Regions from separate parts of the Homo sapiens genome. Here regions 2, 3, 4, 5 and 6 are each linked to region 1. A link is a loop called in an ENCODE intact Hi-C map of the cell type or tissue named here. Cell type or tissue: endothelial cell of umbilical vein. All regions are shown on one strand.

Region 1 (5,000 bases):
AGGGAGTTCATGCCAACAAAACTGTTCCCAAGGAAGCAACAGGAGAGGCCATTTTCTTTGAGTGAGAGCTGGCAAGACTAGGAGAACTTGAGAGTGGTCATGGTTTGAAAAAGTTCTGTGGGAGTGGGAACATTGGAGGGAGCCCAATGACCTGTCAACCCCAAAAGGCCTCAGTTTCCTCTTCTTGCTCAGTTCTTAGGTTTTTGTACATTTCTCAAGATGTAATATGTCAACATATTCTTAATGCCCCACCTTGTGGCCTGGCAGAAAGTAAGGTATTTATTTTTCTTGAGAAACTCACCCAACTCTGGCACAGTTTTGATATCAAACTCAGGTCAGCTGAGTGGATAACACCAGCACTCAACTGGCTCAATTCACACCAGCCAACCTAATTAAGAAGAAACTAAAGACTGTTGTTTGTGGGCTTAAAAAGACAAACTAATGGGGTGAATTAATTAATTTTGAGGATCAAACGTTCGGAAATAATGATAATAATGCATGAGTGTTACGATTTGCATTTATCCTGCAGATAAGTTTTCTGGTATTTGCACAGGCATGAAATGAATTAGGTAAATGCATTTTCCAGATCTTCCCATTGTTTTAAAGCATATAATAGCATTTCAATTTATATAGTCTAGACTTGTTATCTCATACTGCTATTAAGCCATCAAACTCACAGAATTTCCCAAGCCACAGATTTCCCTTTTGGCCATTTTCACTCACCAGTTCTGTCCCAACAAACAAAGTGTACATTACTCATAGATTTGAGACATGAGTAGAGAGTGAAGTTAATATTGTTGGATGACTCTACAAATATGAAAAAGAATTATATTCTATTTATTAATTTCTTAGAAGTAATCCAGGCTACCATTTGTAAATGCTCCAAATAACTGAGGTCTTTGACCAGAGATAGCTTAACTTTTGGGAACTTGCTCTTTCAGCCCTATTACAGACAGAAGTCTGGAGGACCAAATCATTCAGTTAGAAAAGGAAACTTCTCAGAAAGCATATGCTCCTCTTTACTTCCAGTCATTAAAAAAGATCCCCCAGCTTTCAAGTTCATGAATAGAATCTGGAAAGCGAAAATATCAGATGGTTAGATGTGCCTATTAGTGCATCTCCTAAAGCCTAATCAAAAACTAAGATGGTTGTGGGCATGAATAAAATGTGGAAAGATTTGGGAAGTGGTGAAGGGCATAACAATGGAGTAGACAGGATATGTGCTTTGAATTTACCTCATGGAATTAAGGAGCTTGCAGAAATCAATCATTGTTCCTATTTAATTGAATTCCTTTTTAATTGAGTATCTAGAATAAGTACTGAATAACTATCTGCATATGAACTTCTACTTGGAGTAAAAAGTCAAAGTTTTTGCCTTTAATTTTATGTTGTAAAGTTTTTCTTATTTCTGTAATATTTTCTGTTCCAAGTATTAAATTTATTATAGGTTAAAAAACACTTTTTTGTAGAACTAGGAATGGTGAAAATCTTTGTTCACTGGAGACTTACTATCTTTAAATTGTAAAATCCCCCAAACTACTTAACAATACCAATAGTAAAAATTCCCAAATGCCAACATTTATTTTATTCTTTGTCTTCTGCTTCTAAATCCAATATCTGTGATTGTATACAGAATGTTTCCCTCAAAAATACCTTTATAACAATTTCTTTGGGATGAAAAGAGAGCTATAAGGTTTAACTGAAGTAATAACATTTTTGAAATGAAAGATGCCACTCGGTTCATCATTTTATACAAACATATTCTTGTTATATCAAATTCAAACTACAAAAATATGGAAAGCTAATAGTGCAAGTTTTCCTTTACCTTTCCTTAAACATACTTCTGTCTGGAGGTCATCACTACATCAGTGAATGTTTCCTTCTAGAACCTTCCTTATGCATTAGTTTTCTTTGGTTTGATAATACTGTACTACAGAGAGTTGTAGGCTGCTCTCTCTGTGCCTAGAATACAGAAAAATAAAAAAAGATAAAATATTTAGATGGACCAGTAAAAATCTGAAGACAAGAAAGAGTTTCCAAAGCCCAAAAAATAATTGAAGCCTTAACATTTTATTACATAGCCTTATCAGTATCAGCTTAATGGTGCAAATATTTTGTACATTTGTGATCACTTACCACAAATACCACATAAATGAACAAACATATGTAATGTGCTCTTGGAATTTACATTCTATATGAAGACTTAATGTGTAGTGTCTTCAAAATTATGAATAAATAATTTTTGAAATAATGAAAAAATTCTAAGGCTTTTGAGAGACTATTGTGTCAGTAAATTGACCATTTAAATTTTCCAAGTGATGTCAGAATTAAAATTTGTGGAAGACTGCCCTCTAATGGATAAATAAGTATTTGATATGTTCTACAAAAAGAAAAAGGGTGCTTGAAAGACACACAAATCAAATTGCTATCCTAATGCTAGTATCTTATAGTGTCGTTTATGTTAGCATACATTTACAATAAAGCAGAGAGATTTTTTTGGAGTCCATACCATACCCTAACTGTTTATATTAAAGGTCATTCAGGGTCAATTTTTGCACAGCATAAAACATCCCTTTAATATGAATCTTGTATTTGTCTTCATGGGAATCATCATAAAACTTGGCAAAATCACCAGACAGCCTATATAATTATTGACAGTCCTGCAGAGATGGTGTCATTTCAAACACTGCCGATTATTTCTCACAGCTGAGAGTAAAAGTGGCAAATAATCCAATTACTTAAAGAAATAATTCAATACTATATGTTCTCTGCACCTAAAATACTTTTTAATGATCATCATACTAGGGTCTTCTTCATAGTTATGCAATGCAATTCTGTTCTTATCCCCGTTGTTGTTGAGCCCACCATCATAATATCTTACAAGCACACTACCAGTAAAGAGAGGAACAAATAGATATAAATGAGGTTGGAGTATGAGAATGGCAGAGTGAGACAAATGTTTAGACTTCAATGTTTCACACATTATGTAATATGTAAAATGACCCCTAGCTTAAAAAGAGGCTTTCTACTCTCACTGTCCCTTACCCTTAACTTATAAATGAAACTATTTTTTCCTTGGTAAATTGAGAAAAGTTCAATCCACCTTTGTGATGTTCTGTTTCAAAAGTCACTTAAACTCCCTTCCTTTATTCTTTATCTTTACAAGTGGGACAATGATGTTTGTCCTCTACTTGACCTCAAATATTGTGATAAAAAGAGATATTCTGTTTGCTTTTGACCACTAAACTCTGGCCATGAGTTCCTTGAGAACAGGGGCTGAGGCATCTCATCATTCTATGCCTGTTTTAGTGCAGTGCTTAGAGTGTTATAGACCATCTAAATATTTAGCGAGTTAATGAACATCCACCTTAGTATCTCTATTGGTTTTCTAGGGCTGCCTTAGTAAAGTACAGAGGTGAAGTGGAGCAAGATGGCAGAATAGCAAGCTCCTTTGATGGCCATCCGCACAAATGTCTACACAGAAAAAGCACCTTCACAAGAACCAAAAATCAGGTGAGCACTCATAGTACCTGGTTTTAACTTCATATCACTGAAAGATGCTCTGCAGATAGAAAAAACAGTCCTGAATTGGTGATGCCACCCCTCCCCCACCCCGCCAGCAGCTGTATGGTGCAGAGAGCATCTCTGGATGCTGGGAGAGTGAGAACACAGCAATTGTGAGGCACTGAACTCAGTGTTGTTCTGTTACAGCAGAAAGAAAAATCAGAGCTAACTCAGGTGACGCCCACCCACAGAGGGATAATTAACAGCAGCCCTAGCCAGAAGGGAATCGTGGATCCCAGTGGTCTCAACTTGAGTGCCTGCAAACCTTGCCACCAAGAGCTATAGCACATTGTGTCTCCAACTAAACTTGAAAGGCTAGGCCATAAGGACTGCAACTCTAGGGCAAGTCCTAGTGCTGAACTAGGACCAGAGACAGTGAACTGGGGGTGCATGCGACATACTGCGACACCAGCTGGGGCAGTCAAGGGAGTGTTGGCATCATTCCTCCTTTAATCCCAGGCTGCATAGCTTGTGGCTCCAAAAGAGACCCCTTCCTTTCACTTCAGGAGAGGAGTGGGAAGAGTTGGGAGGACTTTTTCTTACATCTAGGATACCAGGTCAGCCATAGCAGGATAGGGCATCAATCAGAGTTGTGAGGCCGACGTTCGAGGCCCAGCTCCCAGGTGACATTTCTAGACACACTCTGGGCCAGAAGGGAAGGGCCCTGTCCTGGGAGTATTCATCGCCTGCTAACTGCATCTTGTGGTTTGAATGCCAGCTTAGCAGCAGCACAATAGAACACAAGGTGGACTTCTAAGTGTTTTGACTCTAGTCCCTGACTCCCAGACAGCACTGCTGGACCCATCCAGGGCCTGGGGGACCTCTCCATCCTGAAGGGAAGGACACAAACCTGGCTGGCTTTGCCACCTGCTGATTGTAGAGCCCCAGGGCCTTGAGTAAACATAGGCAGTAGTCAGGGAGTGGTTACAGCAGGCCTTGGGTGACACCCAGTGCTGTGCTGGCTTCAGGTTTGACCCAGCACAGTCATAGTAATGGTGGTCACAGGGGTGCTTGTGTCACTCCACCCCCAGCTTTAGGTGGCTCAGAACAGAGAAAAAGTCGCTGTATGTTTGGGAGAAAGTAAAAAAACAGAACAAGAGTTTGTGCCTGATAATCCAGATCATCAAGGTGGTACCTCTATGAGTCTGCAAGAACCACAGTGTTAGTGGGCTTGGGTGCCCCCTAAAGTAGATAAAGCTTAGATTATAACACTCGAGTCCTTCTGAATATCTAGAAAGTCTCCCTAAGAAGGACAGCTACAAATCAGCCCTGACAGTGAAGACTACAATAAATGCCTAACTCTTCTATGCCCAGACACTGAAGAACATCTGCTAGCATCAAAGCCATCCAGGAAAACATGGCCTCACCAAATGAACTAAATAATGCATTAGGGACCAATCCTGGAGAAACAGAGTTATGTGACATTTAAGTCACAT
Region 2 (5,000 bases), 630 kb before region 1:
CTAAATAACATAATTTAGATACATCTAAATAATATTTATATTATTTTATTATATAGATTTATTTATATAAATTTATATATTTATAAAATTATATATATTTTAATATATAAAATATATAATTATATATAAATATATATAATTATATATATAATAAAAATACATAAAATGATTATATTTAGATACATCTAAATAATATTAATGATAAATAGTTGAGATTAAAATGATGAAAGAGTATACCTGATAAAAGTATAAAGAAAAGAAGACTGGTGTGGTCTATATTAATATCAGACAAAAGAAACTTTCAGGCATAAAGCATTACTTAAAAATAAAGTTGCTCTTGAATGATAAAAGGTTTAAGGGAGAGATAAAATAACTTAAGATTTGCATGCATTTAATAGCATGTATGATAGAGGAAATGAAATCAGTATTTCCAAGAGATATCTGCACTCTCATGTTCATTGCAGCTAATAGCCAAGATATGAAAAAGACCTAAGTGTCCATTGACAATGAATGGATAAAGAAATTGTGTTGTATATGTATATACAATGAAATATTATTTCACCTTAAAAAGGAAGCAAATCCTGCCATTTGCGACAACATGGATGAACCTGAGGGTGTTAGGCTAAGTGAATTAAGTAAGACAAAGAAAGGCAAATACTGTATGATTTCACTTATATGCAGAATCTAAAAAAAGCTAAACTCATAGAAATGGATCATAGAATAGTGGTTGCCAGGGGCTGGGGGGTGGGGGAGATGGGGAAATAATGGTTAAAGGGTACAAACTTTCAGTTTTAAGTTCTGGGGATCTAATGTACAGCATAGTGACTATAACAATACTGTGTTGTACACTTGAATTTTGCTAAAAGAGTAGCTCTTAAATGTTATACAAAAAAAATAACTAGGTGAAGAGATAGCTAGCTAACTTGATTGCAATAATTATCTTGCAATATATACACATATTAAATCATCACACTGTACACCTAACAGTAATACAATTTTGTCAGTTACACCTAAATAAAGCTGGAAAATAAAAAAACCTCCCATAAAAAAGAAAATAGATAAAAAATTTACATGCATTTATTATACAGTCTCACAATATATAAAGGAAAGTTGACAGACCTACCAGGAGAAACAGACAAGTCTAAAATCATAGTAACAAATTTTAACAGGTCTGTGTAATTGAAAGAAAGAGCAAAATACTACAACGAAGCATGCAAAAAAGAAAACACTAGTGGGGTTATGTTTTTTCTTGTTAAAGTTTCCCCTGAAATTTAAATGTATAATTAGAATCAAACCAGAAACGGTATCCGAGGTGAGGCTTCCATGTTGTCATGTCTTGGGGTCTCTGCAGGCTGAGGTTGCCTGTCCGTTCCTACACACCTCAGCGTCTGTAAGTGATTATGAGCAGCACAGGGGAAGGAAAGAACGTGTGGATCAGGTGTTAACAGCATTTTTTCCAAATATTCTCCATTCTGCTTTTCCTAATAACTTTGGTTTTGGAAAGTCCCTTGTGCTAAAGTAATCCAAGCTGCCTCTCCCAAGAGTGTACTGTGGCCTGACCGTAGGCTCTGCCCACCTTGATCCTGATTCCAAGAGGGAAATGACCCCGAAAGGAGCTGGAATCTAAGGTCTGGCATCCGGTCCTGTGGTGGAGACAAACACTTTCAAAGATGTAAAAAAATCCCACTTGTTCTAAGTCACTTTGCTTCCTGCCTGGGACATGAAAAGGGGGCCTTGTTCTTTGTGAGGGAGTGTGCAGCTAATTCTGGTATGACGTAAAGGCACTTTATATTATTGTCTGTGCAAAATGAACTGTCACCTCCCAACTTATTACACAGCAGTCTTACAGTTTTGCTTAGCATCTGAGGCACACACCCAGAGGCCAGAATAGTCCACCAGAGACTGAACTAATACTGCAGTGTGGAAGACAGCCACACCAAGATGAAAGATGCTTTCCTGTGCCGAGTGAGGTGATGGAAAAATAAAAAGCCAGACAAGAATGTGCACAAAAGTGATGTACAAAAGGGCACCTCTTCTCCAACATGGTTCAGTACTTAGGGCTTGCTTTTGCAAAGTTTCCTTCATACAAACTGCTTCCAAAACCACTTTACAGTTAAAAGCTTTGGATGGCCATTTGTTAGCACGCAGTAATAAATCACAGTTGAGGCAGAGGGCAAAAATTACATTTAGATGACACTGCTGTCAGCTGTCTGTGGGGTGGGGACAGGTTTAAGACTTGGTGGTGAGGCACAAGGGCACTGATCTAGGGAGTGGACTTCACTCTCACAGGCTCTTATGTGAATGTGATAAGCCAGGATAACCCCTTAGAGCAGTAACCGGAAAGATTGGCCTCACTATTTCTCACTATTCCCCCACTTCTCTGAACCCACTGCCCATCCAATTTGCACAGTGGAGATGCCAAACCACACACAAATTGCCACCCATCAGTCATTTTTAAGTATAAATAAGTTGAGGGTGAAAGTTCGAAGATACACATGATACAAAATTTGGGAGAAGAAATTTGACTAAATGCAGCCAGGGCCCATGCTCACTCTCAAGCCACTTTCAGGTCCCACCAAGAGGTGTTCAAACAGTGAACCTCTGTAAAAATAGGGCTTCTTCTGGTAGCTGAAGTAGAAATGGAATGATTTTATAAGGTATCAAACAAAAATGTTCCCAGTTTCTTTACTTTGTTAAGAGCAAGCAATTTTCTCTTCAGTGATTGTGTGGCAACAGTAGATGGCGATGTTGCCCTTGTTTTTGAGGAAACTGCTGTTGGAAGCGGGTGAACTGTGGCAAACATTGAAAATTCGGGGCTGAAATGTTGATTCTGTTGTGTTAGCAATGTAGTGTTGAGGCTGTTTGGCCTGAGTAGGTGTGGGGAAGGAGCGGATGCTAATCCAAGGCCATTTGCTCTGGCCCACCAATATACTCATCTGAGGAGGCAGGCAGGCACTGACAAGAATCTATCAAATTATCAGTTTTTATCCAAGTATTTGTTTGAAAGAAATGGTAGACAAATTGCAGTTTTTATCCAAGTATTTGTTTGAAAGATTTCAAAGATATGTTTGAAAAATTATCAGTTTTTATCCAAGTATTTGTTTGAAAGAAATGGTAGAGAAATTGCAAAGTTAATACACTTTAACAACAGCAAGTCTCAGGAACTAATCATGAAAAAGCAATGGCAATAATATTATAGATACATGATCAAGTGTCACTGTGAGCCAGGCACTGTGCCAAGTACTTTGTATGGCTGCTACTACTTAATTCTTAGAGAAACCTGTGAGACAGGTATCAATACCCCCATTTTACAGATGACGTCACTGACTTTCAGGAAGTTTAAATTCTTTTCCTGAGGTTCCAGTTAGTCAGTGGGTTGGCCAGAAATCAATTTCGAGCCTGCTTGGCTCCTCGAAATATAAAATTTTTCGCTTTTCTAAAGCCAGTCAAGATAAAGACAAGTTTAGTTTTCAGAATGAACCTTCAAAATCTACACGAGATATATAAATTTAAGAAATGGGGAAGAAGGAAGCCTTCTAGGGTCAGAGGAAATACCTTTTTCTTTTTAGAGCTTCCTTTATCTTACCCCAAATAATCAGATCAAGTGTGTGCATGTGTGTGATTTTAAAATATGGCATATGGATTCCAAAGGTCTGCTTACCTGTTAGTAACATTATTGCAAATTCAAAAGAGCTTTCAGGCATAAAAACTAGTTTTCATAAACTTTCATCTCATAAATCAATAAAAGTTTTTCTTAGCTATTCTACCCTTAAGTTAATGTCACAGAAATAGTTTTCCCATAGTGACACTAGGCAATAATTTTTTTTATTGGCAAATTGTTATTTATTTTATGTCCATAACAACGTATGGCATTAGAAACTATCAGGATTCCCTTCCACTGGGAGGTCATGGGTGACGGTGGATAAACTCATATCCAGAACCAGTACAAGGAAACTTACCCAGTCTCTGCAGTACAGAATGTATGTGCCCTATCAAGGACTACTCAGTAGAGCCAATCAAATCCTTCTAAATTATCAATAGGACAGAAATAATTCCCTGAGTATATACTTGTGAAGTTATACTTCAGATAAGCTCAACAATCAAAGGATAAAAAAGTCCTTTAAAAGTTGTTTTTGAAATATCTTGACTTTGACAACTTAGGTTTGATGAATTGGAGACACAGAAAAAGTCTACAAACATCTTTTCTTTGAGAACTTAGATATAAACTGGAGAGGCTGCAAATTTTTCCCAGGTAAAGTTTGCATGTGCCTTTTAATCTTAAGTCCAGGCCAACCAAACTGCTCCACATCTCCTTTAATTCATTTCAGGATTGTGAGTCTTTACGAGAAAACACAGGACAAACTTAGGTGAATAAAATCCCAAATCTGACACATGAGCCCAGGCCTATCCCTCAGCTTTTCAAGGTCTGGAACAAGAGTTATAAATGGAGGCCCTGTATAATAATTTATCATTTTAAAGTAAGAAGTCAAGCTAAAAACTGTTGAATGAAATATGTTCTATCCTCCTAAGTTGAAAAATATGCCTTCCTGATGGCCTGGGAAGAATGTGGGTCCCCAGAACCCTCAAGGTTCTACCCCACAGCATGAACACGCAGGAAGAACTGCCTCCCAGCTGCCCAAGAGGTCTTACATGCATGTGTGCAGACACCCAGGCCATATGTCCAGGCTCTGTCCATGCCCCTCACAAATGAGTGCCCCCTGCCTCCTACCCCTTGGCCCTTGGGATGTACATACTAACACTGTGATTTGCCTGCTGGAGGAAGGGCCTAGGGAGGAAGCTGGCTGTGGGGTCACTGGAGTGAGAAACTGTGGGGATCATGTTTGAGATGGGGAGTGGGGTGAGGGCTCCAGGTGGTTATGTTCCCTTGAGCCTGCAGACTTTCCACTCTATGGAAAAGGAGACAGCAGGGGACGGCCAGGGCAAAGTATACAACACACAGGGCCTGGCTGGGGATCTCCTTGTTTTCTTGAGAGACTTTC
Region 3 (5,000 bases), 1.1 Mb before region 1:
GATTTCAGAGACAGTGGCTGTGGGTATAAGTAAAGCTCAGACCAGGGCTGGAACATTTCCCAATAAGATTATACTTTGCAAATAGTGCAGCTATTGTTGCCTTTCCCCCTGGTCAGAGAGGCTTGGCCCCAGGGGACAAACTGCTTGGAGTCTCGGTCCCCCAGTGCTCTCTTTTGGTGACAGTCAGTGAAGGGAAAAGGATGGAGGAGGCCCTGCAATGTTAGAAATGTTTATTAATTTCTTCTGGATTGATACATTTAGATAAAAGTATATTTTAGATACATTGGAAAAAAAGAATTTTAAGGTACTTTTAATAAAGGTAGTCTCCCTGTATAGTGAAACCTAATTGCATCAGAATTTTAGCGGAAACTAAGGAGGAAAGGTGCTTGTGTTATGAGAAAAAGTATAATTAATATATAATTTAGTGATACACACACAAATGCCCTTCATTTCTTTTTCAGCTTACCAAAAAAGGTGCATCCCTTACTTTGGCATGTATTTATTGTTTACTGACTAAATGCGATTGATGCAAGCGGTCACAGGGGGCTTGTGTCAATTAATAAAAATGTGTTGCCCTTTTGGAAAAGTTTCCATCTCAGCCTCAAGCCATAGCTCTAGCCTGCCAACTGTTGTTTTTTTTTTTTTCTAAAATAAACAAAAACAAGCCTCGAACTGTGGCAAAATTAAGAATTACCAAGAACGTAATGATAAACATAAGGTACCATTTCAAAGCAAAAAAAAAAAAAACTAAGAATTTCAGAGTCTCCAAATTGGGAAAGATTTTTCAATGGATAACTAAAAAAGGGCACCCATGCTGGGATTAGGTTACACTAAGAAGGTATATAGGATTTTTTTTTTTTTGGTAATCAAATGGCTTTTAATGATTTCTCGTTTGAATCAGTAAGATTGAATTCACTCATAAAAGTACCCATTCCTGCACTTTGGGAGGCTGAGGCGGGTGGATCACGAGGTCAAGAGATCGAGACCATCCTGGCTAACATGGCGAAAGCCCGTTTCTACTAAAAGTACAAAAAAATTAGCCCAGCGTAGTGGGTGGCACCTGTAGTCCCAGGTACTCGGGAGGCTGAGGCAGGAGAATGGCGTGAACCCGGGAGGCGGAGCTTGCAGTGAGCCGAGATTGCGCCACTGCACTCCAGCCTGGGCGACAGAGCCAGACTCTGTCTCAAAGAAAAAAAAAAAAAGTACACATTATTTTTGTTCTTGATGAAATATTTTTATCCAATGCAAATGTAACCACCCAATCAATGGGTTCACCTTGCCCGCTGCCTAGACAGAATCGATTTATCAAGACAGGGGAATTACAACGGAGAAAGAGTAAATCACAGAGCCGCAGAGCCGGCTGTGCAGGAGACCGGGATTTTATTATTACTCAAATCAGTCTCCCTAAGCATTCAGGGATCAGAGTTTTTAAAGATAATTCGACGGGGAGGGGCCCGGGAAGTGGGGAGTGCTGGTTGGTCAGGTTGGAGATGGAATCATAGGAGCTCGAAGTTAGGTTTTCTTAATGTCTTCTGTTCCTGGGTGCGATGGCAGAACTGGTTGGGGCAGATTACCATCTGAGTGGTGTCAGCTGATCCATCGAGTGCAGGATCTGCAAAATATCTGAAGCACTGATCTTAAGCTTTACAATAGTGATGTTATCCCCAGGAGCAATTTGGGGAGGTTCAGCCACAGGCTGCATGAACCCTAAATTGTAATTTCTAATCTTGCAGCTAATTTGGTAGTTCTGCAAGGGCAGATTGGACCCCAGGCAAGAACAGGGTCTTTTCGGGAAAGGGCTGTTATCAATTTTGTTTCAGAGTCAAACCATGAACTGAATTCCTTCCCAAAGTTAGTTCGGCCTATGCCCAGGAATGAACAAGGACAGCTTAAGGGTTAGAAGCAAGATAGAGTTGGTTAGGTCTTATTTCTCTCACTGTCATAATTTCCTCAGTTATAATTTACAAAGGTGGTTTCACAAATAGCTCCTAATATTTAAGATTCTTAGCTGGATGATCTCTTTATATAACACCAAACAATTAGATGTATTTATTTTTTCAGTAATATAGCAGATTAAATATATAAAATGGAAACTGGATTTCACTTAACTTTTTTGTACCTACCATAAGTAAGGTGCTGGTTAGGTGTTTTGTGGGAAAGACATGTAAGCCAGAGCTTCTCTACCCAAGTAGCTCACAGAGAATAGAAAAATTGGAAGACATGGAGAATGAAAATAGGTGTTTATATGACTCCAAGATAAACTGCACAATAGCATTAAGTTGCAGGATCTGTACATGTTAATTGTACTAAAGGATAGTTCTTGAAGTTGCCAAATTTGCATAACCAAGTGAGTTTAATTGGAAGTTGGCCATAGTTTGAGGAAAGGGAGAGTATGATGTGTAAAAGCACATTGCAGCCATTTTCAATATTATATTTTTAATTAACTTGAGCATTTTATGAGATCTGGCTGTCTTCATTGTTACTGTTGAGAGGGGTCAATCAACACTGTTGTCAGAGGATTTAATCCTGAGATTTTTGCTTTCTCCAATGTTTAGTCTCTTCCTTGAAAACATAAAAACTTTAAGAACAGTCCTCTGTCCCCTATTTTAAAATTTAAGTCAACATTAAAAACATATGGATGAGAGGATAGGGAAAGGGGAGAAACTGATATTTCCTAAGAATGTTCTTGAGAATATTTCAGAATAGAACACCTGTCACAAACAATCAAACATTTGTCCACTGGGTGCCACTGTCTTCCTTACCAGGCCATGCCACTAAGGGATTGCAGTAAGACTGTCTTTAGTGTTAAAGACAAGGATTACACACACACACACACACACACACACACACACTCTCTCTCTCTCTCTCTCTCAATCTGTGTGTATGTGTGTGTGTGTGTGTGTGTTTGAAGGAATATTTTTGCCTGCTGTACACGTTAAGGCTTTTTCTAAATGTCATTAATTTAGGATTTGTCACAAGGATGTTGGGAATGCTAGCTTGCCTTTACTGGTAACCCAAATTATGGGCTAGCCGGGTGAAGTAGAATGAGGTGGGGAGTGTGGAAGACACGACAAGAACCAAGATTTGTGCTGGAATGAAGCAGTGGAAGCTTGCAATATTATCAAACAATGGATCCTGCCTTTGAGAAAAGGGTTAATCTCACTGTTATTCAAGACCTTATCTGTTAGCTTTGCCTCTGAGAACACAGATTTAACTCAGAATGGAAAGTATAGGTGCCTAGTGTTGTTACCTGCATTAATCATCTGTTGGTCCTGGGCCTAAATTTGTGCAAACTGGGCATTTCTAAGGTCTCCTTCAGCAAGGTCCACTGTTACAAAGAAAAAAATTAGAAATAGCCAACAAATAAGAAGGTTGTGGCCACTTCCTCCGATGAGGTCACACAGTCAACAGAATTCTTTGTTGGGCTTCACTTTAGCTTACAATTATTCTTTATTTCTCTGCAGCCAAGTCACTAATGTCAAAATAAAAGAAATAATGGGATCAGGATAACTTGCAATTAAGACTTATAATCTGGGTTAGTCAAGGCTTTGAGAAATAACTGCACCAATTCAGCCAAAGTAGAGTGAGAAAGTGTCATTTGGCTCCAACTTCTAACCTAGGTTATAATGATAAACCACTCAACATATTACCAAGTTTTGCTTAAGAAAATACTTTATTGTATTTCCCATAGGTTAAGATCAGGTGGGAGGAAAACTAAATGCCTGGATGTTGGGTAATAGATAAAAAAAAGGGTGAATAAAAGGGAGAAAAGCTGTTAGGAATGTGAAAGAAAGATGAAAAGTAAAAGCATTTCTAGAGAAGCCCATAAAAAATAGTTTTTTCATGTGTGCTGGCTTCTATCACCAGTGAATATAAGAGGACAAGGAAAGGGACTCTGGTGGACTGCTGTTTATGACCATACACAAGCAAATAGACCATACAGCTTTTGTGCTGAGACAAAAGATAGTGTCAAGAAAACCCATACTTTTGCAATGAAGTCTGGATCCAGATGCATGCCAACATAGAGCTTATGAGGTAACATTCCTTTTGGCAGCAGTGTTAGCCCAGAGTCTCTCCCATTTATCAATGGCTTCTGGTTCCCAGCTCCAGGTATCAGATCAGGGAGAGCCCAGGCTTTGTTCCTGCTCCACTATCTGCTAGCTTTATGGCCTTGGGCAATTCACTTTGTCTCCCCAGCTACAGTTGTCTTATCTAGGAGGGTGTAAACATGCTAGTTACATAGGGCTGTTGTGAGGCTGTTATTAAATGGGATAGGTATCTGTCCCTCTGTCCCTTTGTGGTTATTATGGCTGAATGTTTCTGTCCCCCTGCCAAAAAGAAAAAAACCATATATTGAAACCTAATCCACAATATGATAGTATGTGGTGGTGGGATCTTTGGTGGATGATAAGTTCTTGAGGGCACTGCCTCAGGAATGGGACTAGTGTCCTTATAAAAGAGACTCAAGGGATCTCCCTCACCCCTTCCACCATGTGAGGACAGAGCAAGAAGCTGCCATCTGTGAACCAGGAAGCAGACCCTCATAAGACACCAGATCTGTTGGTGCCTTGATCTTGGACTGCTCAGCCTCTAGAATTTGAAGAAAGAAAGAAATTCCCATTGTTTATATGCTAGCCAGTTTATGGTATTTTGTTATAGCAGCCCAAATGAACTAAGACAGTAGGTTCTCAAAAACATCTGTTTATTTTCACTCCTACCAGTGGTCATAGCAGAACTGTGTAGTTCTCTTTATGCCTTCAGCCACATAAATTAACGAGTTCCAACCTACCACAAAAGTCTTTCTTTCTCACACACACACACTGCCCCGCTCGCTACCCAAGCTCCCTTGTCATAACTTGGCTGGCTTTTCTACTATCCAGTTTTCTCTTCTACTCTTTCTCATCTCTTCATCTGGTAAAGGGATTTTAGTTCTTTAACCTTGTCTTTCCTTTCTGCTTCATCTCTTGGAGCTTCTGTCTGTTTCTGTCCATTATCTGATT
Region 4 (5,000 bases), 1.3 Mb before region 1:
ACAGGAAACTACTGAAGGATGGAAGAGCTAGAGGTTTAGAAACCTTGGATTTGAAACTTGTGCTCACCACACAGGAATGAAATTCCAAGCAAGTGTTTCATCCCTTTCAGCCTCAGATTCTTCATCAGTAAAACAGAAGTGTTGATACCACAGGCACAAGAATGTTGTTAGAAATAAATGAAGCAATATATATATACTTAGTTCCTGTGAGTCTATTTATTATGAACATCTCCCCACACTGAGTATGCTTGTGATGTTTAAAAACCGATTTTTCATGAAACGTAGCCCCTAAATGCTAGCCAGCTGCTTACAATTGCCTGTTTTAATGCTGGAGAATTAACTTTTGGGCTTACCATGAGACATGCCAACCTCTACTCCAGGTCCTTCTTATGGAGTGAAGGTCTTAGTTTTTCAGTAGTACTTTCGAACATATTATAATTTGACAGACATATTTCTGAAAACCCCTGCTTCCGGTAGAATTTTGTGCTAGAGGTAACAGAAGTTTTGGGAAAAGATGGGATTAGGGACAGATCAATAAAAACGTATATAACTTTGAAACCAGGCACTAACAAAACTGGTAATGACCTCAATTAGAATATTAGCACAAATTTTACATTTTATGTTTCTAATAAATACACCAAAATAAGAGGCCTTTGCCTTAATGAACAAAAAAAGGTGAAGGTAGACTGATGGACAGGGAAGGCAGTGACAAAGGACTGAGCATGCTGAGCTATGCAGAAAGAGCAAAATACAGAAGGATCAGGGAGAACTGTGCAATGAGCACTTCCAGACAAAACTGGAGGCTCATATAAGCCAGAAAGAAGAACATGGGCTGATGGCCATTGAGTGTTTGTGATTTTGCATTTAGGTGCTGCTACTTAGTTACACGAACCAAAAAGACTTCTAGGTTATACAAACAACATTCACTCATTTACCAATTTTATTTAAGCTAATTGTTACAGAAACATGAGCTGTAGCAGAGCAGACTGAACTTGCTATTTATCTTATAACCATTAGAAACTAATTACCACCATACATAGAAGCCCTTTGTAAACCACCGTGGAAAAGTCAAAGGCCTGTAGGGGTCAGGCAAGCAATAGAAGTGAGTGAGCAGGAAGACACGGACTTCTCTAAATAGGCATATCCCATCTACAGGGGACAGGCATGCTCCGTTTCAGCCAACTGTTGCCATGTGGGATGGAGGACTTGGGTATGGCCAGATCACTTGATTTTTCCCCAGAGAATTCAGATATCTGGGTTTTTAGGTAAAATTGCCCAATTCTTAAAACCCTGACCAAAGAAGATAGGACAGGGGGTTGGGATTCACTTTGGGCTCCCAGTTGTGACCTTAGGAAAATAACAGACTGTATAAACCTATTAATACCCGTTAAGTCCCCAGGGAGCTTTAACATATGAGCATTTTGATGGTTGTAGGTGGCATGGCCTCAAGGGCTGGGATTGAATGGGAGGCTACTTAATGTGTATTCTAGATATTGAAAATAGAGTTAAATTAAGTTGTCTGTCAAGTAGGTTACCCACCGTTCTTTGTTATTTCCCTATAATTGGGCTGTTTCATTTGTGCTTTCTCCCAAAGAGTGAAAAAACCAGTTTCCTTTTGCATTTGCAGAGTTGGTTTGTCCAGGATACATGCAAACACTTGGTGGAAAATTAAAGCCTAATGCAATCGCTTCAAACTTCCTCTAACTTTTCCCCTTATCACTATGTTATTTAACATGAAAACAATGTGTAGAAAAATGTTCAAGTGTTTCTAATAAACGTAGCTAATTGGATTCTCAAGTCTCTTCTGTGACATAAAAACTGAAATAGTTTTGAAGCTGAAGCACCAATTAATAGGGCTAGTCATGGAAAGAACACTTACAGGAACAAAACTTAATACCACATCTTTAGATTTGTGTAATGGTTTGCTGGCAAGCCAAGTCTTTTTCCCCTGTTTCTTTTGCTTATGTTAAATGCTCTAAAAGGGCGGAGGCAAGTATTCTTGTCAGCAGAGACTTGGCAACTAATGTCTCCTTCCTGGTCCCCTGTGCCTTGCTTCAGCCTCAAGACAGTGAGACAGCCAGCCAGCCACCCAGGCAATGTTTTATGAATCTGATGCTATGGAAAGGAGGGCAGTAAATTAGGGGAAGCTGGAATTCGCCTGTCTGTTTCAGAACACCCCATTTGGGGTATATAAAATGTATGCTGCCAGCAGGAGTTTCTGAGACAAGATGATGAAGTGGCAGTTTGCTTATATGATTTTATTTTTTCAGCTGACTTGGCCCCAGTAGATATATAGGAGGTGAGAGGGGAAAAAATGATTAAATTACCTAGTAGTTAAAAACACACTTTCCCCCTGCTTCTAAGTAGGAAAGTAAGGAATGGTTGACAAATATTTCCATGAGGTAATAATTGATCCCTGAATAGGCTTCCATTAGTTAAAAAAAATCAGTTTATGCCATATGCCAGTGAAAATGTGCATGAAATCATGGTGGAAAGGAGAGATACATTCAATGTGAGATCAGAGAAATGAACTGGATTGTGTTTCCATGGTTCCTGCAGGAATCTATCATATTGTATCTGCCACACTGTATACATATGTTTACAGTCATCCCTTAGTATTTGTGGGAGATGGGTTCCAGGATTCCCCATGGAACCAAAATCCACTGCCTCATTATTCCATGGTTTTCCAGAGGGCAGAGGAATTGTGTGAATTTTGGAGTATAGCTGTATTACCTGAGGTGGCCTTTAAAAACTCAGCTCCCATTCTAGGGAAGTTCTGAGAGATACAAGGTAGAAAGTGTCCTTTCTCCAAAAGAAAAGTGAAACTTCAAAAGCATTTGAGAACCCTTATCTTAGAGACCAAAGGATGCCTGCTTAGATTTGCCTTCTGAATTACAGTGAGACAGACACCTTCTGGCCTCCTACCTTCTCCCCTTTCTCTTCCCTTCTCGTAAATCTGGGGTTGGTTAAGTTAGGAAGATTGGATTTCTTTAGCTTTAGTGACTGAAGACTGTTCACCCTGTCACTAGAGGGCACCAGTTGCACATCAAATATCTAATGTGTAGGTGTCAATGCCCACAAACATTCTTCAAATACAGCAAAATGTCAAATTGAAATGGCTTGTAATAAGGTGGTTCCCCTAGTGTCCCTGTTCTTATTTACCCCATTTCTGCTGCTGAAAGGAGCATTCTAAATTTGACTTTCTAGTGCTTTCAGAATTTTCACTTAATTCAAAACTCTAATTAAAGTTGCAGATATGAAGAATCAATGTTTTTCACAAGATTACATGATGGCAATTTTGCTACCATTTATCTGGCTCTTGCTCTGTGCTGGGTAATATGTAAAACCTTATAGGAATTTTTTCACATGGTTGTATTTCAGATCCTGCAACAAATGAAAATGGTTGTTATCAACCGGAAGCCTCCCCTGTAAGCTAAAATATACCATTCAATATAGAGTATAGGTATGTCTCTAGAAAACCTACAAGTTGAGTTTTCCTGTTGAAATTTTACAAAGAAAAACTGTCCAGGCATTTAGTTTATGTTACTCTTCTCTTCATGGGATTGCACAAAGTGTTGTAAGGCAGTTGTCAACAGTCTGGTTTCTACTGGCTTTGCCTCGGGGGACTGACCCACTGTGCCAGCCCTTGCTTGGGTTTACACTGGGAAGACCAGGCTCATTGTTTCTCATCTGTGATGCGTCCCCTCAACCCATAGTTATGTTTTGGCAAAGGAAAAAAAAAGGAGGAAGTGAACATTCACCCCAGGACCATTTGATTCTGTTGATTGCTGACAGGTGCTATGTTCTGAATAGAATTAGAGACTCTGTACACCTCAGACATACCCAATATCAGGTCAGCTATAATTTGTGCATGATGAGAGGTCACAACGTTTTGGCCTTGGGAAAAAGGCACATTCCTGACTGTGCGGCAGCAGTTGCTATGTGGTGTCCAGTAAGATCTTCAGTCATAGTGGGCTTTGCAATGTACACCCTAAAAATGGAAATGAACCCAACGTCTCCTTACAAACTGTGTGAGTCCTGATGGATGAGCTTCCTGACCCTAGACGAAAGGAATCGGCCCAAATAGAACGTCAAAGGAGGATGAAGAAGTATAAATTCCAATTGCTCTTGGAATCTGTGCGTCTTCTCCAGAACTGAGGCAAGTGAGTCGGAGGGGCACTCCCCGTGTGAGGTGGGGCTGGCTGGAGGAAAACAATTCAGCATCACATATTGAAAAGCCACTACATGCCTGGCCCCATAATCTCAACAATCTGATGAAGTAGAACCCTTATTTCTGTCCTATAGAGGAAGAAATGAGGGCTATTCTAGATTTAAAAATTTTCCCAAGGCTATGCTGCTTACTATAAGAGGTAACAGGATGGCAAATATCAGTCACTGCTGACTATGCACATACCCTGTACCAAGCACCATCATTATCTCTGATGCAACACCACAAGGGAGGCATCACCATACCCACTTTGTAGATGAGAAGCCTGAGGCTGGGAGAGGTTAAATCACCTACCCAAGTGTACCACCATCCTCCCCTCCCCTCAGCATTGTCACCACCCTTTGGTGACAACTCTTCCCTGCCACACAGTGTCCCCAGATCTGCTGCTTCCTTCTAGAATAGGAAAAAAAGCCTGATAAACTAATTCACTTGCATACCCTGGAAAAATTGTGACTGCCAAGACCAGCATCTCCCAGAGGATGTATGGCAGAACAATAACCCTCTGCTTCTATCCAAACAAAGGATCCCTTCATCAAACACATCTAGAAAATTTAGAGTGCATAGGAAAAGGCTCTGAGAAATCCTGGAATACAGAAGAAACTTTCTTAATAAAGGACAGCCCCTTTAATTTGCACTGTTGAGGCACAGAAAACAGCACCACAAAATACGGTAAGTTGGCATGCTGAATGCTTTGAAGGAAAGAAAATGGAAAGGTCTCAGAAATAAGCCTCAGAACCTTCCCCCTCACACCTGTTTCTCTTATCCTCTCTTT
Region 5 (5,000 bases), 350 kb before region 1:
TCTCAATATACACAGAAAAGAACAAGTTTCATAATAAAAACACTAAAAAACTAGGAGTAGAAGGGAACTTCCTCAGCATAATAAAGGGCCTCTACAAAAAACTCATAGATAATATCATATTTAATGGTGAAATACTTGTTACGTTCCGCGTAAGATCAGACTAGGACAAGGAAATCTGATCTTGCCACTTCTATTCAACATTTGTACCAGAGGTTCCAGCCAGAATCAGACAAGAAAAGAAAAGAAAAAGCATCCATGTTGGAATGAGAGAAGTAAAACCATCTCTATTTGTAGATGGCAACACTCACGCATTTCATGTATATTATAAAATATACATTATGAAAAAATATATTTAATATATAATACATGTAAAATCCTAAATTATCCATTGAAGACTATTAGAATTAACAAGTTCTGCAAGATTGCAAGATACAACATCAATACACAAAACTCAACTGCATTACTGTACACTGGAAATAAATGTTTCAAAAATAAAACTGAAACAACTCTATTACAATAGCACTAAAAAGAATAAAATAGAAATAAATTTGACAAAAGAAGTACGAAACTATACTCTGAAATGTATAAAACATTGTTGAAATAAATGTTTAAAAATATAAATGAAAAGATATTCCATGAAAGAAAGAAATAGAAAAAGAACAAATTGAACAATGATTTAAGACTGAAGGATATCCTTTCCTAAGTGTCTTCAACAGATGGGAGTGAGGTACAGAAATAGGTTCCTTGTTTTGAGTTATAATGAAGGGCAGCCTGATGACATGTCAACACCTGGAATACCAAACACCAGACTTAGGAAAACTTAACAATGACACATGTGGATGTACCATGGATGAGTACACACCAGAAATCCTAGATCCTCAGAGATTTGTGGATTACACTTTCTTGGGCCACTTTGAACTATGAGCTGAATTTCTAGGATCTGGTTTGATAATCATCACAAATCTAATCCCAAATGGATGAGGAACAAAATAGTGGGGGCAACAAGTCCACTTCAAACTTGTACAAAGTGGTTAAGTAATTTTAGGGATTTGCTTTGTTGTCATCGTAACACTCAAGAAAGTGGCCTGAACCATCCAGAACCAGCACGTAAAAGGAAAGGCATACTGCAGTCTCCAGGCACAGGTAATTCAAAGTATAGTCGATCTAGACTTCTATGTTTTATCATGACAAATTTCTGGCAATAAAGTGTTTTTAAAAGGGGGTGTTTTTTCTAGTTCACAGTGATGTCTCTGAGCTAGTGGAAGAGGTGGAGCCATATTTCAATATTCCTGGTAACGTGATAGTTAAAATAATTAACACAAAATCTCCAAACAGTTTTAACTGAATGATTAGGAGAGTTTGTTTCATAATTCTAGTTAAGTAACAGAAAAAAATTATTAGCCATTTGTATCATGCAATGTACCAAATTCTTTATATATGCCAGAACATACTTAGTGAAATAACTCCCAATTTAGAACCCCTCATGCCTCAACCAATTTATCCCTTTCTGACACCCACCTGAAACTAGGAAAAGGAAAAGCAAAAGCAAAAGGAAGCCCAACCCCTCTGTCCTGAGGAGGACTGTGAGACATCAGAGGGAGGCAGGAGAGAGGCATGGCAGAGCCCAGAGTTGGACCAGTGTGTCAGACACATTACTGGGAATGCAGAGGGCAGAGCACATTTGCTTCCTTTGGGGACTCCAGAAAGAGATGACCATTCAAACCCAAACCATTCTGAAGGTTGACACCATCAAAGTGATTCTTGCATGGCCCCACAGGGACCTGGAAGTTACTGAAGAGTCTGGCTAGGGCTTATGCAAAATCTCATATATTTTCTTGTTCATACATAACAGCCAATGGAAGCAAAAATCTCCAACATCTCACCAGTCACGGGATAATTAATGAATATAGCACTTTCCACTGGGATTTCCCAAAGTACCTTCCTCACTCCTCCAACTCCTTCTCCATTATCTGCTCAGCTGTTCTTTGATCTTGTCTAGTTCAGCTCTAGGTTTTTATCCTCAAGTGCTCTGTGCCTGAAAAAATGGACCTTGGTATTCCCTAGCACCAACCAAGCCCTCAAACTGTCTTTTTATCAAACGACTCTTCAGACACCACCTCCTTCACAAATTATTTATATTTTTACAAGAGAGAGCTCAAGTTCCTCTGGCTTCACTCAAATGCAGGGAAATAAACTATACTTATTTATAGCTTTGTAGAGTCATAAACAATAGAAAATACATAACTGTGAAATAAGAAATGAATACTTATGAATGTCAGTAATTATTCTAAAAAGAGAAGTATTATATAAGTAGTACTTAAAAAGTGTGCAGGGTTACATTCCTTTATATATTTCACTATGATCTCTACAATCTTACTATAATCTACAAATCTATAATGTAATAACTGATTAAGATACAGATTTAGTTTTAGCAAGATTTGTCATTAATTTCCTTCAAACGAGTAGGATTTTCCTTTTTAAAAAACTAGATAAAGCTTCCCATTCATTTACAAGTCATTCTACATATTATTTTTAAAGTTTATTTGGGTTATTTCTTAGTTTACCACATAGTAACCAAGCCAAGATTCGAAGCTATTATAAACATTCTTGGCTCAATTTTGCCCCCTGCAGGGAGTATGTACTTCTTACATTGGGATTTAAAAGTATGAGAGATGGAGAAAACCTTAACATAAAGTTGACTATTCCAAATCCAGCGTTGCCTCATCAGAGAGAGGCAAAATCTATTCTGGTAACAGAATTTTAAGACATTATAAATCTTTCAAAATAATCTAGTAGTAAATTATACCCAGAGTGGCTTCATTTTAGGCACTATTCAATGTGAAAATTGAATTATTGGATAAAATATTAGAGATATTTTAATAAATGATTTCTTAAGCCTAGCTAATTATAAAAATGCCCTGGGGTACTTTGTAAGGGCCTCATGCTATACCAATGTTTCACAAACTTCACCTTATAGCACAATTACTTCGCGGGCTTTAAAAAATGCTAATGTTTGGCCATGGGTCCTATGGCTCCAGAGATTCTTATGTAATTGATAGGGGATGAAGCCTGAGTGCCGAGATTTTTAAAAACTCCCTGGTGATGATAATAAGCAACAATGGTTGCAAATCACTGTATTCAGAGTACTGAATTTGAATCTCCAAGGAACAGATGTGGGAATCAATACTGTTGACAAAAATACTCTGGTGATTCTTATGACCAAGCAAGATGAGTAAACACTGATCTAGCCCAATGTCCTCATTTTTCAAACAAGAAATTACTTGTAAATTGACACGCTCAAGAACACAGTAATCTGTTAAATTCTAACTAAACTCTCTACTGTGACATTCAGAACTTAATTCTTTTTTTTTTTAAGATGAAAACCATCTTGTTCAAGATTTGGAATGTACTTTGTGTGCTATTTCTAAATCAGATGAAGACATTCACAAACATAAGGCTTTGCCCATATGCAAAAAGTTTGCATGCATTAAACCACGACATTAAGTATGGTCATGGGAAACACAGTCTTTAATTCGCAGAAGATGAGGCACCCACAGAATTAACGTTTCTTGATTGAGTAATATGCACTTAATAAAGTGCAACAATATTAGTCTTAAATGTCAGCTGCAGTATCACAAACTATATCATCTTCGATTGGAAGCCCCTCCTCCTGGCTTTCTGTGTGACTTTAGATAGATTTCAGGTCAAAAACTTTTTAAATGTGATAAAAAAAATTCCTGGAAAATACAGTAGAGTAAAACCATATCACAGAGTCTCCCTTTCCCACAGCTAATATCAACAACAACAACAACAACAACAACAACAACAAAGGTCAAATGAAACTAACAACACTTTTACTGTCAGCAGCTAAAGAAGAAATATGCCCAAATTCCTGACATGTTTGAAAAACAACAGACAAGGAATGAAACGGAAGAGTGTCATAACCCCTCTTCCCTCAAATGATATAGGGAATGAAAATGATGAGACTCTGACAATTCTTTTTTTTTTTTTTTTTTTTTTTTTTTTTTCAGACAGGGTCTCGCTCTTCCACCCAGGCCGGACTGCTGTGGCGCGATCTCGGCCCACTGCAAGCTCCGCCTCCCGGGTTCACGCCATTCTCCCGCCTCAGCCTCTCTCGAGTAGCTGGGACTACAGGCGCCTGCCACCGCACCCGGCTAATTTTTTGTATTTTTAGTAAAGACGGAGTTTCACCATGTTAGCCAGGATGGTCTCGATCTCCTGACCTCGTGATCCGCCTGCCTCGGCCTCCTAAAGTGCTGGGATTACAGGCGTGAGCCATCGCGCCCGGCCGAAATCTGACTATTCCTTCTGAAGAGCTGAGTTCGTCTTTAGCTTATGGATAAATTAGTTAAAAATTATAGGACTAAAATCCCTACCTACCCACATAACATCGCATTCGAAGAAAAAACAAAAACAAAAACAAAAATAAAAAAACAGAAAGGCCCAGTCATTGTGATCTCTACCAGATGGGAGAAAACTGGACAGTGAAGACAGAATTATATCATCACACAGGGTTAGTTATCCTCAGCATTAAGCACAAAGAACATAAGAACAAAGGATTCTCAGGGAGCAGCAGGCTGGGGTGAAGCCCCTTACAATCACAATAAGGAAGACAGACTAATGCTGAGGAATGATGAGACAAATACAGAAAACTAACACCAAGCAAGATTTTCTGATAGCAATGGTGCATCAGGTCCTGTAGCTGAAATGGGAGCAATCATTCAAATTTCAGGGATATCCTCTTTGAAAAAGAATACTTCCATGACAAGAGGGAGTGATCCTGACACAAAATATGTGAAGAATAACCTGAGAAAGTACAGAGCTCAGATCCTTTCATCACTGCTGCCCAAATCCCAGCTGTGCTCTTCCTTTCCTCATAGGGGCTCAGAACATAATGCACTTGAAATACCTGGCTCTCAAACAGGAGCTAGGGAAGGAAAACAATCCCTAGGTAATTCTGAAAGGGAGAAAAGAAAAAT
Region 6 (5,000 bases), 170 kb before region 1:
GGGAAAAACTGGGGAGAAACTAGCAGTCTTGACATTGTGGATTGTGGGGAACCAGGTTTGTTTGAGACAAGCTAGGGAACTATTGGATCCAGTTAGCATTCAGAGAGAGTAAGAGAATTGATGCTTCCATAGGTAGACAGATATAAAGTAAAGCTTATGAAACCAAATCTACAAAAAGGCTCCAGGTCATCATTAGCAGAAAAGTTAATTAGAAAACGTGCTTTGAAAGTTAATTTCTTCAATAGTTACCTAACTTCTATCTTTGCTTTAAATAGAAACAACTTTATTAAATAGACAGAAGGCAGCTGTCTGCTGTCATAAAAAAACTTTTTAAAAACAAAAATTTATATATTGATTCCCCTGAGAGGTGTTTGGCTGCTACTCTCATAGCAGCACGTGACTGAGATAAGTCTACTATTGCTGTTCAGCTAGTCCTCAGTAGAAAACAATGAGCATAGGATTTCAGCTTTCAGGGTGAAGTCTATTTCCTGGAGAAATAGGGAAACCTCTACATTTTCCCCTTTCTCAGATTTTTCTTATTTAACAGAAATGATACTCCGTAAGAGCAGAATTGCCAAATATTAGTGTTCTTTGTAGCGGGTTAAATAATGAGTATTATTCTGACTCTACATCCTGAAAAAACCTGATCTTTCATAGATTTGCATGAATCAATCAGGATTCAGAAAGGTTGGTTAAAAGACATAGGATACACAAAAATAAAATCCCATTTTCAGATTGGATCAACTTGCCATGGAAATTATTACCAACATCATTTTTGTGTAGCTCTTCCAAACCTCAATTTGGCTTTCTTGCTTGGAAACACATAATTGCACAAACTATGCTCCCCAGAGACACTTTCCTGCACCTGAAAAAAAATCCAGTTATGCCCACAGACATGAACAAAAGAGCATGGATAGCCGAAATGAATCTCTCTTCCAAATGGGTAAAGGGACTCAGGCAGTGGCACATTGAGGTATTAAACATGTACTTTTTTTTTTTTTTTTTTTTTGCCACATTGATTGACCTACCAGAAAGCAGAATTGAAGAATGTTGTGGTTTTACTTGGGAGGTGGGTTCAAAAGCTTTTTGCTGCTAAATGGTATGGATAATTTGTATTTTATTTTATGATGAAAAATAGACTTATCCTGACTGAAACCTCTTAGCAAAAACCCTTTCCAACTTTTCAGCGAGGTTCTATTGAATCAAGTGCTTTAAGTTGATCTTCAGTTTCTGGCTTCAGAAAAAAATACCATGTCCATTCTGAAATGGAACAAAGTTTAAACACAGCTTTCTGGGTGGTTTGACACAATTCTAAACTAAAGACTTGTGCACTCACAGCATGACCAAGATTACCTCCCCGCCTCCTGCTGTTTCTTTATGGTGGCCCTTGATTGCAAACCTGCTATTACAGCCTTCTGGAATCCTTAACCCTTTCAAAGTAGTTTTTTTCCTTCCTGTCTTTCTTAGTTCGCTCCATATTTTAGAGATGGGTCTTGCTGAATCATCTCAGAATTTGTGATTTTTGTAGACCTGTCACACCCTCTAGGCTTTCATGGTACAATGAAGTTCATTACATTTTAATTTTTAAGTCATATTTTTATTATGAAAGTCTGCCTCAGATTTTATGAGTGAAATGAATGTTGGTTCAGAGCATGGGATCTAGGGCCAAACAACACTACCTGGGTTCAAATCCATGCTTTCCTTGTTAGCTATAGTATGCTTTTTGGACTGTTTTGTCTTCTGTAATTAGTTTTTTCATATGTAAAAAGGTTCAAAACCAAAGCTACCTCAGAGAGTTGTGAAGAGTAAATAAGCCAATGCATGTAAAGTGCCTAGAACTGTGTGTGGCACATATGAGCTCCAGAAATGTTAGCTATTACTGACCAAAAGTAGAATGTGATGTTTCAGGTGTGGGAAAGAGTAAACTTTTCAAAATTTAAATGATTCTCAGGATCCTGTGAATGATTGATACAGACCATCTAGTCACATTGGTAAATGTCATTAAAGACCAAGATTCGAGGTATTTAAGTTTCTTTTTATGTAGAGTAGGAATAGATATTTTTTTATAAAGACTTAGAGGCAGCCAAACATACCTATCATATAAGAATCGACCATATAAAAGTATTGGGGGGGAAAAAACTATAACTAGTTATCGAATGTGTGTTTCCTCCTAGGACTGTGAAATCAATGATACTCTGAGATATGCAGGGATATAGCTCCCTGCTGCCCCATAGTGGCAGTTGTTGTCAGTACAGTTTCCTCCCTGCAGGTCGTTAGTGGGGCTCCATGGAAATTCAACCAGTAGATTGCTAGGAAGGTAAATACAACCTACTGTATTCTTATCAGTAAAGGCCAGTGGCAATAATAGATAAGAAGAAAAGAAACAAGATCCCACCCACATAAGAAAAGAAATGTAAGTATCAGAAAGAAGTATCCTGTGAATTAATGTTGCCTGAGAAAAATGCCATTAATCCAAATGGCATGAACAGAGTGGCCCTAAATTGCTGTGAGCCTACATGAATTACTGCAGATTGGCTCTTGAAAACCTGCTACTTTATTCTCACTGTCTGTTTGTCTATCTATCATCTAAATTATTTTTCAAGCAATACTACCCTTATAGTATGTAGGGGCACTTTGAAAGCTAGTAATTTGGTGACACTTCAAGCCATTATATTTGAAAAACATTTTTTATTCTTTATTTAGAAAAGAGACTGAGCTTACAAAGGCAAGTCATGATGCATGGCACTGAGGATCATAGCTACCTTAGCCACATCTCTGCCCTCCTGAGCAATTCAGCTCTGCCTCCAAACTTGCATTTCCTACTCAGCAAAGTGAAAGTTCTATGAGTAAGTCAATTCCCCATTCTTAGAAAGCAATTTGTGATCATTTACTGTTTATAGACAACATTACCTATCAATACCAAGCAGCTTATCAAAGTGTTAACTCTGCACATATAGGTCTCTAATAAGGGTCCTGGTCGGTAGATACTTCCATATCTCACTGTAATTTCAGTCAGATTTTGGCAACTGCTAGTTGTTAGTGTCTTAGTTGCCTGTCTGTGCTTTCCCCAGGCTTCAAAACTTGGATTTTATCATCTGTCATGTTCCCACATCCAATATGTTGCCAGATTTGGTCCATCTGGTCTTGCAATATGACCTCCCACCATGCTTTTCTCTGCATTCCCCTGACACTGCCAAAACCCAAGCTCAATTACATCTCATCCAAATTTTGCCACAGCCTTAAACTTATCTCCCTCCCATCCTCTGTAAAGAAACAATGTGGTAGATTGAAGATATTATATGTTTTGGAGTCAGAGAAACCTCAGTTTGAATTCCAGTTTCACCACTTACTTTGCTGTGTGATCTTTGGCAATTGATCTTAATATGCATCTTAAAAAGGAGAAATAATAATCTCTTCAAAGAATCTAACACCCTGTTTGGCACAGTGTTGATACTTTAAAATGCCAGTTACCATTTTCCTTTCCCTTCTCTGTGGAAGATTCAAGGGCAGGCTAGAAGAAACCATCTCGTTGGTTACAGGTAATAAAATAGTGCATTTTAAATTACAGAGAATTTAAAGTTAACTGTGTAAATAACTGAAAGAACATTTGTTTGTTATTATATCCTGCACTTATAACCCTAAATAATGTCAGTGATAAAATGCTTCTCTTCTAAAAAATCCTTTTTTGGTATATGTTCTAAAGAATAGCTGCTATTGTTGTTGAGTTTCAACAGTAACATCAATTTATAGTAGCTTAAAATCAGCACATTTATGTTACCTACCTTTTGATAAGGTTTGGCTGTGTCCCCACCCAAATCTCATCTTGAATTGTAGCTCCCACAATTCCCATGTGTTGAGGGAGGTACCTAGTGAGAGGTAATTGAATCATGGGGGTGGGTCCTTCTCATACTGTTCTCGTGATGGTGAATAAGTCTCATGAGATCTGATGGCTTTATAATGGGGAGTTTCCCTGCACAAGTTCTCACTTTGCCTGATGCCATTCATGTAAGAGATGACTTGCTCCTCCTTACCTTCTGCCATGAACGTGAGGCCTCCCCAGCCATGTGGAACTGTGAGTCCATTAAAACTATTTCCTGTATAAATTACCCAGTCTCAGGTATGTCTTTATTAGCAACATGAAAACTGATGAATACACTTTCAATAAACACTGTATTGTACATAGGCATTAATCCAGAGAACTTTCAGTTATACAGCTTACCCCTGACATACAGATTCAGTCTTTGCCCACAGAGAACATACATAGCAGGTTGGAAGTATGCAAGCATGTTCCAGGCGTGATTCAAGTATTCCGATCTTGTAGTACTACCTATTCCTGCATTTAAACAGTTGATCTGAAATGAACAATTATAACTCAAGGTCTGTGAAGATAAAAAAGCAGAATTTGAATTAATTCCATTTCATGACCATTAAGAGTTATTTGCATTTAAATTTTCTGAAATTATTGTGAAATAGGATTTTTATGACTCTCTGCCAAACTTATGTCTGAGACTGTTTGAAACAACCTGTAGTATATTGGTTGCTTCAGATAAAATAAAATTTTGAAACTTAAAATTAACAAAACATGTTCTTTAGTCAACTTTGAATGAAGAGAGATTGATAAATATAGCTATATTTGCTATGGAACAGGAATATGAAAAACTATTGATTTTGATAAAGTTGCAGAAATCAAGGCTTTTAACAGAAACTGTAATGTTAATATTCATTATTGTGTCAAATAAACATGCATGTATAAGATTTTTCTCTTTTTCCAAAAATATTTTAGACATTTACAAGTGTATACCATAATACATACTATATATTGCTCTCTTTTACTGATTTTGTTTTTAATTTTTTTAGTGGTATAATTACATTGTAAAGTTTTAGAAAAGAAAATCTTAATGGTTCCATTTCTTTTCTAGCCATTGTCCTTATTTATCTCATTTTATGTTTATTACTGAAAATAAGTTTGTTATAAAGAGGAGGTAGGTGTTAAAAAGTGA

What was found. Peaks named below come from ENCODE experiments on the same cell type or tissue, not always from the same donor. Only the 100,000 strongest peaks of a DNase experiment are listed, where the experiment ranks them.
Region 2: a loop joins it to region 1, with 13 times the contacts of the local background. A loop is called at or near these places in 75 of 110 quality-filtered maps.
Region 3: a loop joins it to region 1, with 3 times the contacts of the local background. A loop is called at or near these places in 7 of 110 quality-filtered maps.
Region 4: a loop joins it to region 1, with 7 times the contacts of the local background. A loop is called at or near these places in 16 of 110 quality-filtered maps.
Region 5: a loop joins it to region 1, with 4 times the contacts of the local background. A loop is called at or near these places in 8 of 110 quality-filtered maps.
Region 6: it touches region 1 in a loop (7-fold over the local background); 49 of 110 quality-filtered maps call a loop at or near these places.

Annotation. Positions count from the first base shown.
Region 1 is chr5:128,842,188-128,847,187 of GRCh38, forward strand. LOC105379168 (a long non-coding RNA gene) reads left to right here. Exons shown (of 7, transcript XR_001742460.1): 5 at 3,393-3,513. Among named protein-coding and RNA genes, the nearest start is that of SLC27A6, 120 kb to the right of the region's middle. In endothelial cell of umbilical vein, no CTCF peak of the experiment used is centred here; a DNase peak (open chromatin) is centred at 2,344.
Region 2 is chr5:128,210,712-128,215,711 of GRCh38, forward strand. No RefSeq gene overlaps it. Among named protein-coding and RNA genes, the nearest start is that of SLC12A2, 130 kb to the left of the region's middle. In endothelial cell of umbilical vein, a CTCF peak has its summit at 2,738 (motif pointing right); a DNase peak (open chromatin) is centred at 2,750.
Region 3 is chr5:127,754,948-127,759,947 of GRCh38, forward strand. All of the region lies in intron 3 of CCDC192 (coiled-coil domain containing 192), which reads left to right. Among named protein-coding and RNA genes, the nearest start is that of CCDC192, 54 kb to the left of the region's middle. In endothelial cell of umbilical vein, a CTCF peak has its summit at 2,745 (motif pointing right); a DNase peak (open chromatin) is centred at 2,774.
Region 4 is chr5:127,561,338-127,566,337 of GRCh38, forward strand. LOC124901058 (a long non-coding RNA gene) reads right to left here. Exons shown (of 2, transcript XR_007058924.1): 2 at 1-4,202. Among named protein-coding and RNA genes, the nearest start is that of PRRC1, 46 kb to the left of the region's middle. In endothelial cell of umbilical vein, a CTCF peak has its summit at 3,017 (motif pointing right); a DNase peak (open chromatin) is centred at 3,044; H3K27me3 peaks cover 576 bases.
Region 5 is chr5:128,496,433-128,501,432 of GRCh38, forward strand. All of the region lies in intron 5 of FBN2 (fibrillin 2), which reads right to left. Among named protein-coding and RNA genes, the nearest start is that of FBN2, 39 kb to the right of the region's middle. In endothelial cell of umbilical vein, a CTCF peak has its summit at 2,630 (motif pointing left); a DNase peak (open chromatin) is centred at 2,619.
Region 6 is chr5:128,672,810-128,677,809 of GRCh38, forward strand. All of the region lies in intron 2 of LOC105379168 (a long non-coding RNA gene), which reads left to right. Among named protein-coding and RNA genes, the nearest start is that of FBN2, 140 kb to the left of the region's middle. In endothelial cell of umbilical vein, a CTCF peak has its summit at 2,231 (motif pointing left); a DNase peak (open chromatin) is centred at 2,232.